2 separate regions of the Homo sapiens genome follow, and region 2 is linked to region 1. Evidence: read pairs that join two places in POLR2A ChIA-PET (ENCODE). Cell type or tissue: PC-9. All regions are shown on one strand. Each heading gives the region's core, and the rest is flanking DNA. Links, peaks and the distances in the headings are about the cores only. Region 1 overlaps ZNF514 (zinc finger protein 514). Region 2 has its middle 35 kb from the start of MAL-AS1.

The links. ChIA-PET counts read pairs that join two places held together with the same protein. Peaks named below come from ENCODE experiments on the same cell type or tissue, not always from the same donor. Only the 100,000 strongest peaks of a DNase experiment are listed, where the experiment ranks them.
Region 2: POLR2A ChIA-PET joins it to region 1 with 5 read pairs; 7 of 35 experiments call an interaction of 5 or more read pairs at or near these places.

What each region holds. Positions count from the first base shown.
Region 1 is chr2:95,145,906-95,151,281 of GRCh38, forward strand. It overlaps ZNF514 (zinc finger protein 514), which reads right to left. Exons shown (of 5, transcript NM_032788.3): 5 at 1-4,362. The coding sequence ends at 3,377. Among named protein-coding and RNA genes, the nearest start is that of ZNF514, 11 kb to the right of the region's middle. In PC-9, for the core only: no CTCF peak of the experiment used is centred there; no DNase peak of the experiment used is centred there.
Region 2 is chr2:95,059,453-95,064,828 of GRCh38, forward strand. No RefSeq gene overlaps it. Among named protein-coding and RNA genes, the nearest start is that of MAL-AS1, 35 kb to the left of the region's middle. RefSeq lists an enhancer at 3,435-3,624. In PC-9, for the core only: no CTCF peak of the experiment used is centred there; DNase peaks (open chromatin) are centred at 799 and 3,429; H3K4me3 peaks cover 840 bases; H3K27ac peaks cover 4,257 bases.

The DNA of each region.
Region 1 (5,376 bases), core at 326-5,325:
TCCTCTTTAGGCTGCCCCAACCTGCTGCTGCTCCTGACAAGAGCCACCTTGGGCACATGTTCTCAGGATCTCCTGGGGCTGTGTCAGACTTGTTTCTTATCAGACTTAAATCTATTTTGGCGTAAAACACTTTGATTTCTCTCAGGACTTACTGTCATGTTGTTATTGCTACAAAGAGTCTGTTTTTGTTAGTCTTAAGGTCTCTGTTTTAAGGCAAATGCTGGTCAACTGTGCCTACAGGTCACTCATATTTATCTCAGAATAAATCTCTTAAAATATTTTACCATTTGACTTTTTCCATTGTCATCTGGTTCAGGAAACAAGAAAGTGGTAAAGTGATAAAAAATTATTTAAATAGATCAAGACAGTGATACGATTTACCACAAGTCTAGATATTGTCCATTTTTAAAAACTTACACAAACAAATATGTTTATGATTACAAATGGTAAGATATGACTTCATATCAGTTTTCAAGAGAACACCTCTCCAAGGAAGGGAAATTTACACAGGTTTCTGACTGATTATGTAGGCTTTAGGTAAGTAGAGAAGGTGCCCCCGGCTGATAGAACAGCTAAGGTAAAGGTTTGCAGGCTGAGATGTGGAAAGGCATGTCTGAGGGATGACAAGAGAGCATTTGTGTGCAATGGAGGCTTCTGTCAGGAGCAGCAGGAGGTTGGAGCAGCCTAAAGAGGGCATTATATACCACACACGGGGGGTGAGGATTTATCTTGTAGGCCGTGCAAAGGATTTTTGGAGGGCAGGACACTGGGTTCAAACTGGTAAGTATGGTTAATATGGCAAGGATACATGAGAAGAGGAGACAGATTTTGGACGAAGACCAGTTACAAAATTGTGACAGATGTCTAGGTATAAAGTGATCTGGGTAGGTACAGAAAAGGGCACTGGGAAAAAAGGGAGAGACGGAGCAAGAAAATATTTGCTATTTCTGCTCCTGTAAACCTTGGCTGTCCAGGAATAAATTTCTGTGTGATCTTGACCTCAGCTGTCCAAGTACTTCCAGATCCAGATGCCTCCTGTGCATCCTACCTGCCCTGGCCAACCTTGTGGACTCTTAGACCCAGCCTGTCTGCATGGGCCCACTTTGAGCTGGTTCCCTGAATTCTGGGCTCAACTTCCTCATCTGGACTTTAAATGCTTAAAGTATTTTCCTCAGTATAAGCTAATCCTTATTAGGCAAGTATCCTTTGGTCTACGCCAGCTCCTGGTCTAGGCTTCTCCACCTGAGTTACAGAGCCAACATGGTAGGAACTTTAAAGCAGAGCCTGACAAGGTTCTGAGACCCAGTAAATGTAGGGGTAACTGTTACAGAAAATAAAAAGTGATACCAAAAATGCATAGATGGCTTGAAGTAACAAACAAAACAGGAATACTTGTTTAGCAATGGTTGGTATATGTGTAAATTTGATTTTGAAAAATGATTTTATTGAGGTATATTTACCATAAAATCTGCCCATATAAAGTGAACAATTCAATGATTTTTAGTGAAGTTACCAAATCGTTCAACCATCACCACCATCTAGTTTTAGAACATTTTCGTCACCCTAAAAAGATTCCTTGTAACATTTGCAGTTACTTTGTTTCTGAAGATCTGCCATTTCTGGACATTTCCTAAAATGGTACTAGAAAATACCTGGTCTCTGGCATCTGCCTTCTTTCACTTAGAATCACGTTTTTGAGATCTGGATTGTGCATAATACCCATATTTTAGTTGTTTTTTTTTTTTTTTTCTGAGACGGAGTCTCACTCTGTCTCCCAGGCTGGAGTGCAGTGGCGTGATCTCGGCTGACTGCAAGCTCTGCCTCCCCGATTCACGCCATTCTCCTGTCTCAGCCTTCCAAGTAGCTGGGACTACAGGCGCCCGCCACCATGCCTGGCTAATTTTTTTGTATTTTTAGGAGAGACAGGGTTTCACTGTGTTAGCCAGGATGGTCTCGAACTCCTGACCTCGTGATCTGTCCGCCTCGGCCTCCCAAAGTGCTGAGGTTACAGGCGTGAGCCACCGCGCCCAGCCTATTTTAGTAATTTTAATGTTTAAACAAGGTTTCATTTCATTTCAAAAATTCCAAATCTATTAGCATAAAGATGTAACAAAAATTGCTTTTTGCTCAATCCTAGACCACTCCATTGCCTCACAAAGAAAGGTAACATGTGCTACAGAGAAAGAAGTGCATAGAGGTGTTGTACTGCAAAGATCCAGTCTATTAATCTCCATACTACAGCTGTGAACCACAGGAAAGAGGCCCAGCCCAGTTAGGACTATAGGCCAAGGCATGTCACTTTCTGAACATCAGTTTTATTAGCTCTAAAATACGACTGGGCTAGATCATGGGTAGCTGTCTACCTTTCTCAGCCTCCATCCTCTGCACCCATGCATGACACCCTGCCCCGTCAGTAACAGCATGAGGAGGCAATGCACAAGTGTCGTTATACAAATGGCCCCACCAGGCAGAAAATCACCAGACAAGGTGATTTCTCAGCTTCTTTTCAGCTCTAGTTTTATACATCTCAAGTTGGAAAGGAACTTTCCTCACATTCATCATGTTCCCAAGGTTTCTCTTTGAGATGAATACTGAAGCTTGAACTCTACTAATGGGTTTTCCCAGTTTCACTAAATTTGAAGAGTTGCTCTAGCACAAATTCTCTAATGTACAAATTCTCTAACGTGTTTTGGTGGAACATCCACCAAAGCCCTTCCCACATTCATCACGTCACCAGAGTTTCCAGCTAGTAGGGAGAGTTCTAAGGGGTTTATAAAGCAATGAGGTTTGGCTGAAGGCTCTCCCACATTACCCACATTCACAGGTTTTTCTCAGGTATGAATTTTCTGATGCTTAATAAGGGATGAGCCCTGACTGAAGGCCTTCCTCTATTTCCTGCTTTCATAGGGCCTCTCTCTAGTATGTGTTCTTGATGCTTAGTAAAGGAAGAGATACAACTGAAGATTTTTCCATACTTACCACACTTGTAGGATTTCTCTCCAGTACAAGTTATCTGATTTTCTTAAAGAATCAGTATGTAACTGAAGGCTTGCCACACTCACTGCATTGATAAGGCTCCTCCCCAGTGTCGGCTGTCTGATGCTGAATAATATGCATCCTCTGATCAAAGCGTTCCCACATTCATTACATTCACGTGGTTTCTCACTAGTATGGATTCTCCCATGTTTGGTAAGAGAGGGGAAGCCCACCCCCTCTTGACATTGACAGGGATTCTCTTTAGTAATTATTGCCTGATGTGGAACAAGATGTGGTCTTCCCACATACATTACACCTTTAGGATCTCTCTCTGATATGAATTCTTTAAGTTCCAGTGATGTCTGCACTCCAGCTGAAAGCCCTTCTATATTCACTGAATTTATAGGGTTTTTTTTCCAGCATGACTTCTCTGATGTTTAATAAGGGATGCAGTATGAGCAAAGGCCCTTCCACACTCATTACATTTGTAGGGTTTCTCTCCAGTGTGAAATCTGTAATGTTGAGTGAGAGATGAACTCTGGCTGAAGGCTCTCCCACATTTATTACATTTGTAAGGTTTCTCTCCAGTATGAAATCTGTAATGCACAATGAGTGATGAGCTCTGGCTGAAGGTTCTCCCACATTCCCGGCATTCATAGGGCTTTTCTCCAGTATGAGTCCTCTGATGCTTAATAAGGGATGAAGTGTGACCAAAGGCTCGTCCACATTCATTACATTTGTAGGGTTTCTCTCCAGTGTGAAATCTATAGTGCAGAACAAGAGACGAACTCTGGCTGAAGGCTCTCCCACATTCACTGCATTCATAGGGCTTTTCTCCAGTATGAGTTCTTTGATGTTTAATAAGGGATGAAATATGACCAAAGGCTCTTCCACAGTCACTGCATTCATACGGCTTTTCTCCAGTGTGACATCGCTGATGGCGCCTAAGTTCTGACTGGAAGTGAAAGGACTTCCCACACTCATTACATTTACAAGATTTCTTTTCTGGGTGGGTTCTCTGAGAGTTGTTTCCCCCTAAAGTCTGCCTGAATTCTGTATCACATTTATAAGATCCTTCTCCCATGAGAATGCTGTGTTGGTTAACAAGGACTGATCTTAAACCTAAGCTTCTCCCAAATCCATTCCATTTATAATCTCTGCTAAGGGTGGTGGCAGATTTGTGAATGGTTGACATTTGTTTCAGGTGTCTCTCCTGTTTTATCTGCTGCATCTCTAACTGGCCATCACAACCGCAGGCTGCTTTCAACTTCGAGAACTGCAGCACATCTTGAATGTGTTTTTCCACTGATACTACCTGGAATAATTCTTCTTTGGAAATTCCCCAACTTGGCATTGATTCCTTGGATTTAGACCTTCTCTTCCAGTCTGTTAAAAAAAAAAAAAAAAAAAGAAGACATTCTAGTATGTAGAATGTCCTATGTAGCAAGAAAAGCAAGCTCCTATAATGAATGTGAAATAATTAAGCTTTAAAATAACACCTAAAAGGGACGTACAGATTTTTTCAATAATGGCTTATGTCTGAAGATGGTTTTGGAGTATCAAGAATGAGTGATGAGCAGATGACTGGAGATTAAGAAAATCTGAGAGATATGTGTTTAGATTCCAGTACACAAGGTAAGTCCAAAGACTAAAGATGAGAGGAGGGTAGGAAGGGTGACAAGGAAATAGACTAAGTGTAAAGGATGGAGACAAAAATCAATAAACCAAGTATAGGATCGTAAGTCACCCAGGTACAGATTCTATATTCTCACAATTTCTTCAAGCCTACATAATTGTAACAGAATTCTACCCAGTCTTCCTACCTCCAGGTTTCCTGAAACCCTTCACTTTCTTCTTTTCCAAATGCCCATTTCCTTAAGTTTCTTCCCAGTCTTAATCTTCCAAAGGCTCTCCAGTGCCTACAGGATAAACCCTTTATCTTCCACTATAGCTCTATAATACTTTACCAGGTCCTGTCCTCTTTTTCAGCAAGTGCCTTGAGCACAGAAACTGGCTGCCTTCCTGTTTCCCATATATCCACTGCCCCTCTCACCACTCTCTTTCTTTAAGACTTTGCGTACCTTTCAGGGACAAGCTCATGTCCTCCACGAAGTATTCTTTTAACACCTTAGTGCACACCCTATATTATTATATATTATGCACATATACATATAACATGTATCATATTACTCTATATGATAGGAAGAGAAACTCTCCCCTAAAGATGCCCATGCCCTAATCACAAGAACCTGTGAGTGGGTTACCTTATATGACAAAAGGGACTTTGCAGATGTGATTAAGAGCACAGACCTGGAGATGGGGAGATTATCCTGGATTATTTAAATAGGTCAAATCTAATCATGAGTGCTTAAAATCGGAGAGCATTTCCTGGCTGGGCAG
Region 2 (5,376 bases), core at 308-5,307, 86 kb before region 1:
CCCTCCCCTGTGAGCCCCTGCTGCCCACCTCTCCTATGGTACCTCACTGCTTCCCACACTGAGGCAGAGGGAGAGACGGGGGCTGGTGAGAGCAAGGAGTAACCCACGATAAAGACAGGGCAAGGGGGCAAAAAGGGGCTGGGGAGGCTCACTGAAGGCAACTTCCAGGTCTATTGCCCACTGGGAGTCTGGCCCCGTGGCCTCCACTTTCTAGGGTGAGAGCTGGTGACACCTGTGGATCATGCAGGACAGACCTCCACCGGTGGCTGGAATGAGGGGCACGGCTGCCCCTCACATCATGCACCCATCACCCAGCACAGTCCAGGTGTGTTGTACCATGGGTGTTAGGTGGCACGATGGTGGTGATGAGGATGTAATCCACTGGCTTAAACCCTGCCCAGCTCACATACTCCCTCCTCCAGGGCGCTACACCTGTCCCACTCCTGCTTCTGGGCATCCTGGCTCCCCACACCCCACCTGCTGTCCTTAAGCCTGCAAGCCCCCACCCTCCAGACCCCACTCCCGATACTCCACTGCCTCCCAGACACCATGGCTGGGTCTCAGCTGATGCTCACCCATAGCCACCCTCAACAGGCTAGGAGGACTGAGAGGCCCCACGCAGCCCCCCAGGACAGCTGTTGGCCGAGGGAAGAGGAAGAGAATTGACCCTGAGGGCCCCACCCATGGTTCATCCCTGCCACCAAGCCAGGAGACGGTGGCCCGCAGGGGAAGTGCAGGTGGAAGGACAGCATATTTTCATGGACTACTCACTTCTACAATCGGGGCTGGGGCCTCCAATCTAGGCCCGTGCCCCATCTTGGACAAACAATGACAGGAATGTGCACCGAGATGGTGTGCCCAGCCAAGCCAGCCTGGGTGGCCAGATGCTGGGATAGGGCCTGCCCTGCCCTTCACCCTACTTTCTGAGGTGGGCAGTTTTCTGGCTCTGGTGCTGACAGGCGAAGGCTAAAGATACCCAGTTCTCTGGTGGCTGTCCCCACAGAGTACACTCTCGGACACTGGCACTGTCCCTGCTGGAATGGAAGGGGCAGGGTTTCTGGCCTCACTTGGCAGGAAGGTGGGTAGAAAGAGGTTAAGGAGGGACAGAGAAAGCTGGCCACATGGTCAGTCTCGTGCCCCATCCCACTCGCTCCATCTGCTGAATGTCGTTACCTCCTGTATCAAACATGAGGCCCCACAGCGGCCGGTGTGCATTCTCCATATAAGTGGAACTAAGAGCTCCGCACGTGTTCTCCACTGTCACCTCAAGACAATCCTCCTAGGGAGATGCTACGATCATTTCCACCATGCAGATGAGGAAGCAGGTTCTCTGAGGCTGAATCGTGCCTGGCTAATGCCACACACAGATGAAGCCAGGCAGAGGCATCACGTAGACTTCTGCATCCTCAGTGTTCCCTGTCTCCCTGTGAGTCTGTCTTCCCTTGAGCACTCTTCCCACCCTAGCCCTGTACGCAGACTGCGCTGGATGCACGCTCTCCGCTGTCCCGGCTTCCCTCTGAGGCTTAAAAGGGCTATTGTTCCCAACGATGCCTGCACTTTGGCCAGGGAACCTCTGGTGCATGGGGCACCAGAATGGGGAGTATTTGGGGATTTGGAAAGAAAAAACTAATGTTTTACAGTAAAACTTACTGGTGGGGTGCAGTGGCTCTTGCCTGTAATCCCAGTACTTTGGTGGGAGCTTCGCTTGAGGTTAGGAGTTTGAGACCAGCCTGGGCAACACAGGGAGACCCTGCTTCTACAAAAAAAAAATTAATTATCTGAGCATGGTGGTGTGCATCTGTGTTTCCAGCTATTCAGGAGGCTGAGGTGGGAGGATCTCCTGAGGCCAGAAGGTTGAGACTGCAGTGAGCTATGATTGGGCCACTGCACTCCAGCCTGGGCAACAGAGCAAGATCCTGTCTCCAAACAAAAAAGAAAAAAAAGTGTTTACTTTACACCCCAAACAGGAATGGTGCTATCTTTTGACCTAACAGGACTCAGATGAGACTTTAGTAAAGAAGACAGTTGCCTGATCCTGTTTTGCTTTCTGTATTGTTTCAGGGGAATAGAATGCAAGCATTTCCCAGTCCAGACAGGCAGGTCCCCTGGCCCCAACAGTGGCCTGGTCCTGACATAGGGTCCAGGTTTGGGAAGAGGCTGGCTGTTCAGGTCTGTTCACTCCTTCCTGCTCTGAAGCCTGTCTTGCTGAGCATGTGCTTCCCGCAGGGGTGAGAGGACAAACCCAGAGGAGCAGCCCCTCCACCCAGTGTTTGAGGAGCTGTAAGCAAGCCCCAGCAGACTCAAGCAAGCTCCAGTCGAGTTAATTCCCAGACAACTGTGAGAGAGAACAGGCTGCAGAGGCCATCTGAGGTCTGCAGCGAGTGGTTGGGGACAGAGAGAGGTGCAAGGGACAGGCATGGATGAAAGCGCCCCTTCCTTGGGCACCAGCACACTGACAGCTGTGGTTCTGGTGTGCGGCCTTGGCTCCGTGGGGCCTCCACATCCACACACAGACCCTTGTGAGGTGCAAAGCCGTGGTCCAGCCACCTGCCCAGACAGTGGGTGCCAGGGAGCCTTCCTTCCTCCCCAGCCACGGAGACACAGCCCTCTCCCTTCCTGCCCTCCTACCCGGGGTGCTGAGAACAGTCTGTGTCTTCACAGAATCGGTGCACCCTTGCCTCCTACCCAAGCAGGGCCTCAGTCAGCGACTGAAGCATCCTGTGGAACTCACTCAATCCTCAAGCCCCTATTGGTCACTCCTTTGGCACAAGGAGTAACTTCACCTCCTACTTCTAAAAATAGAAATTTTTTAGTTAAAAAAAAAAAAGAAGCTTCCCTATTAGAGGAAGGGACCCTTCCTGGACCCCTTCTTCCTGCCCATCCCTCCCTCTCTACAAACCCACCTCCATCCTCCCAGTCACATCCACCCCCACTGCCAGACTCGGGCCTCCTTCCAACACAGCTGTCTCCCCCATCTTCAGTGGCTGTTCTGCTCCCTTCGGGGTCGCCCCCACGGCATCCAGTCCAATCTCAGCATCCTTCAAGACAACAGCACCACCAACACACCCAAAACCAGATGAATACATAAGCAAAAATGAAAATGCGAAAATCTCACAACACCCAAATCACACCAGACCCAAGAAAACCACCAATCCCGCTCCTCTTGTCCCCTGCCCAGCCCGACTCCTTGAAAGAGTCAGCCCACAGCTCTGCCCATTCCTCTGCCTCCAATGTGCTCTCTTCATTTGTGTTAGTAATCCTTACATTTTTATTTCTACCAAGCATAGATGTGAACGTGGTTTGAAGGCTCAAATAGTTCATAAAAGCTCCCAATACTCCCTGCACTCCTGCCCTCCTGCACTCTCCTCTTCCCCTAGAGGCAGAGAGGCAGCTGCTTCCACCTCTCATGCTAATCGTGTTGGCATTTGCTCTGTGTGTAAATAACAAGTCTGTGTTGAAGCTTCCTGGGTTTTTAGATTTAGGTTTTCTTGCTGGGCGTGGTGGTTCACACCTGTAATCCCAGCGCTTAGGTAGGCAGAGACAGGAGAATTGTTTAAGCACAGGAGACTTGCCTGGGCAACATAGCCAGGCCCAGTTCTCCACAAAAAGGAAAAAAAAAAGTAGATTTACAGACTCCTCACTTCCTCACTTTGGATGATGAGAATTGAGCTCTTGTCCTTCTCCATCCCCACCTCCTGCATTCAGTTCCTCTCCCTCCACCCTCCTGTGTGGCTGCGTGGTAATCTTGTGCAGGTCAGAATTCATCGTTTGTAGTGCTGTATTAAGCTATGTCATGCTATTCAGAGACAAGCCATTCAGTGCACCAGAACTACTTCTTTCTTTTGTTTCCCATGATGCTAATAATTGCCTGCGGTTTGGGGTTTTGTGGGGTTTTTTGGGGGTTTTTTGTTTTTTTGTTTTTGTTTTTCAAGAGAAGGGGCTTATTTTCTTCTATTTACTTATTAATTCAACTCAAATCTGGTGACAATTTTTTTTTTTTTTTTGAGACAGTCTCGCTCTGTTGTCCAAGCTGGAGTGCAGTGGCACGATCACAGCTCACTGCAGCCTCAGTGTCCCAGGGTCAAGCCGTCCTCCCACCTCAGCCTCCTGAGTAGCTGGGACTACAGATGTGCACCCACAAGCTTGGCTGATTTTTTTCTTTGTAGAGACAAGATCTCGCTATGTTGCCCAGGCTGGTCCAAACTCCTGGGCCGTGACAATTTTTTAAGTCTCCCTCAAGATCATCAGACACATCAGGTATTCTTCCTCCTCCTGGGGGGTCTCTCCCAGAGCCTTCCCACTCTCACTAGGTGCCCTCAATGCCTGGGGCCCGCGGTCCCTGCGTCATCTTCCTGGATGCCCCTCCTTGCCCCTGTACCCCTCTCCCCTTTCCTGCTGTGTGCACAGCTAGCTCTTGCCCCTTTAGGCTCACTCATGCGGGGACACATGCTCTGGTGACCTCCTAGGAAACTGTTTAATGGGAGTTGAGATGGCTGAGTTTTAGACTGCTACTGTTGGACAATGTTTTATTCTACCTTCACCCTTGATTAATAGTTAAGCTGAGAATAAAACTGGGGTTAAATAATTTTCGTTCAAAATGTGAGAGGCATAGTTCTATTGCATTCAAGCTTCCAGAGTTACTATTTCTTCCATGATTTCCTCTGCTATTTTTCTGTCCTGTTTAGGGCTTTCTATTATTTGTGTATCCAATTTTCTGAACTGGCTCGCTAAGCTTCTTTATTTTACTGTCTTCTTCTTCTTTTTTTTTTTTTTTCTGAGACGGAGTCTCTGTCTGTCGCCCAGGCTGCAGTGCAGTAGCGCGATCTTGGCTCACTGCAACCTCTGCCTCCCTGATTCAAGTGATTCTCCTGCCTCAGCCTTCTGAGTAGCTGAGATTACAGGCACACATCACCACGCCCAGCTAATTTTTGTATTTTTAGTAGAGACGGGGTTTCATCATGTTGGTCAGGCTGGTCTTGAACTCTTGACCTCGTGATCCACCCGCCTCGGCCTCCCAAAGTGCTGGGATTACAGGCGTGAGCCACCGTGCCCAGCTATTTTACTGTCTTCTATCTCTGTCATTTTGCTCTACTTTCTGGGAAGTTCCTCAAATTTGTCATCCTATTCTACTGAGTTTTTAATTTTTATTGTTAATTTTTAAAAACTTATTTCTAAGAGCTTTCTTCTGTGCTCTGATTTTCCTTTTCAAAGTCATCCTTCTTTGCTTCATGGATCTGTTATCTTTTCTTTTTTCCCCTCCTAGGGTATGAATAATCGTATGGATGTTTTCTTCTCCTTTATACTCACTTTTTGTTTCTTTTGAGCTCTCTGTTTTATATTAAAGGCATTCCTGGGATTTCTGGAAATCTTTGTTTA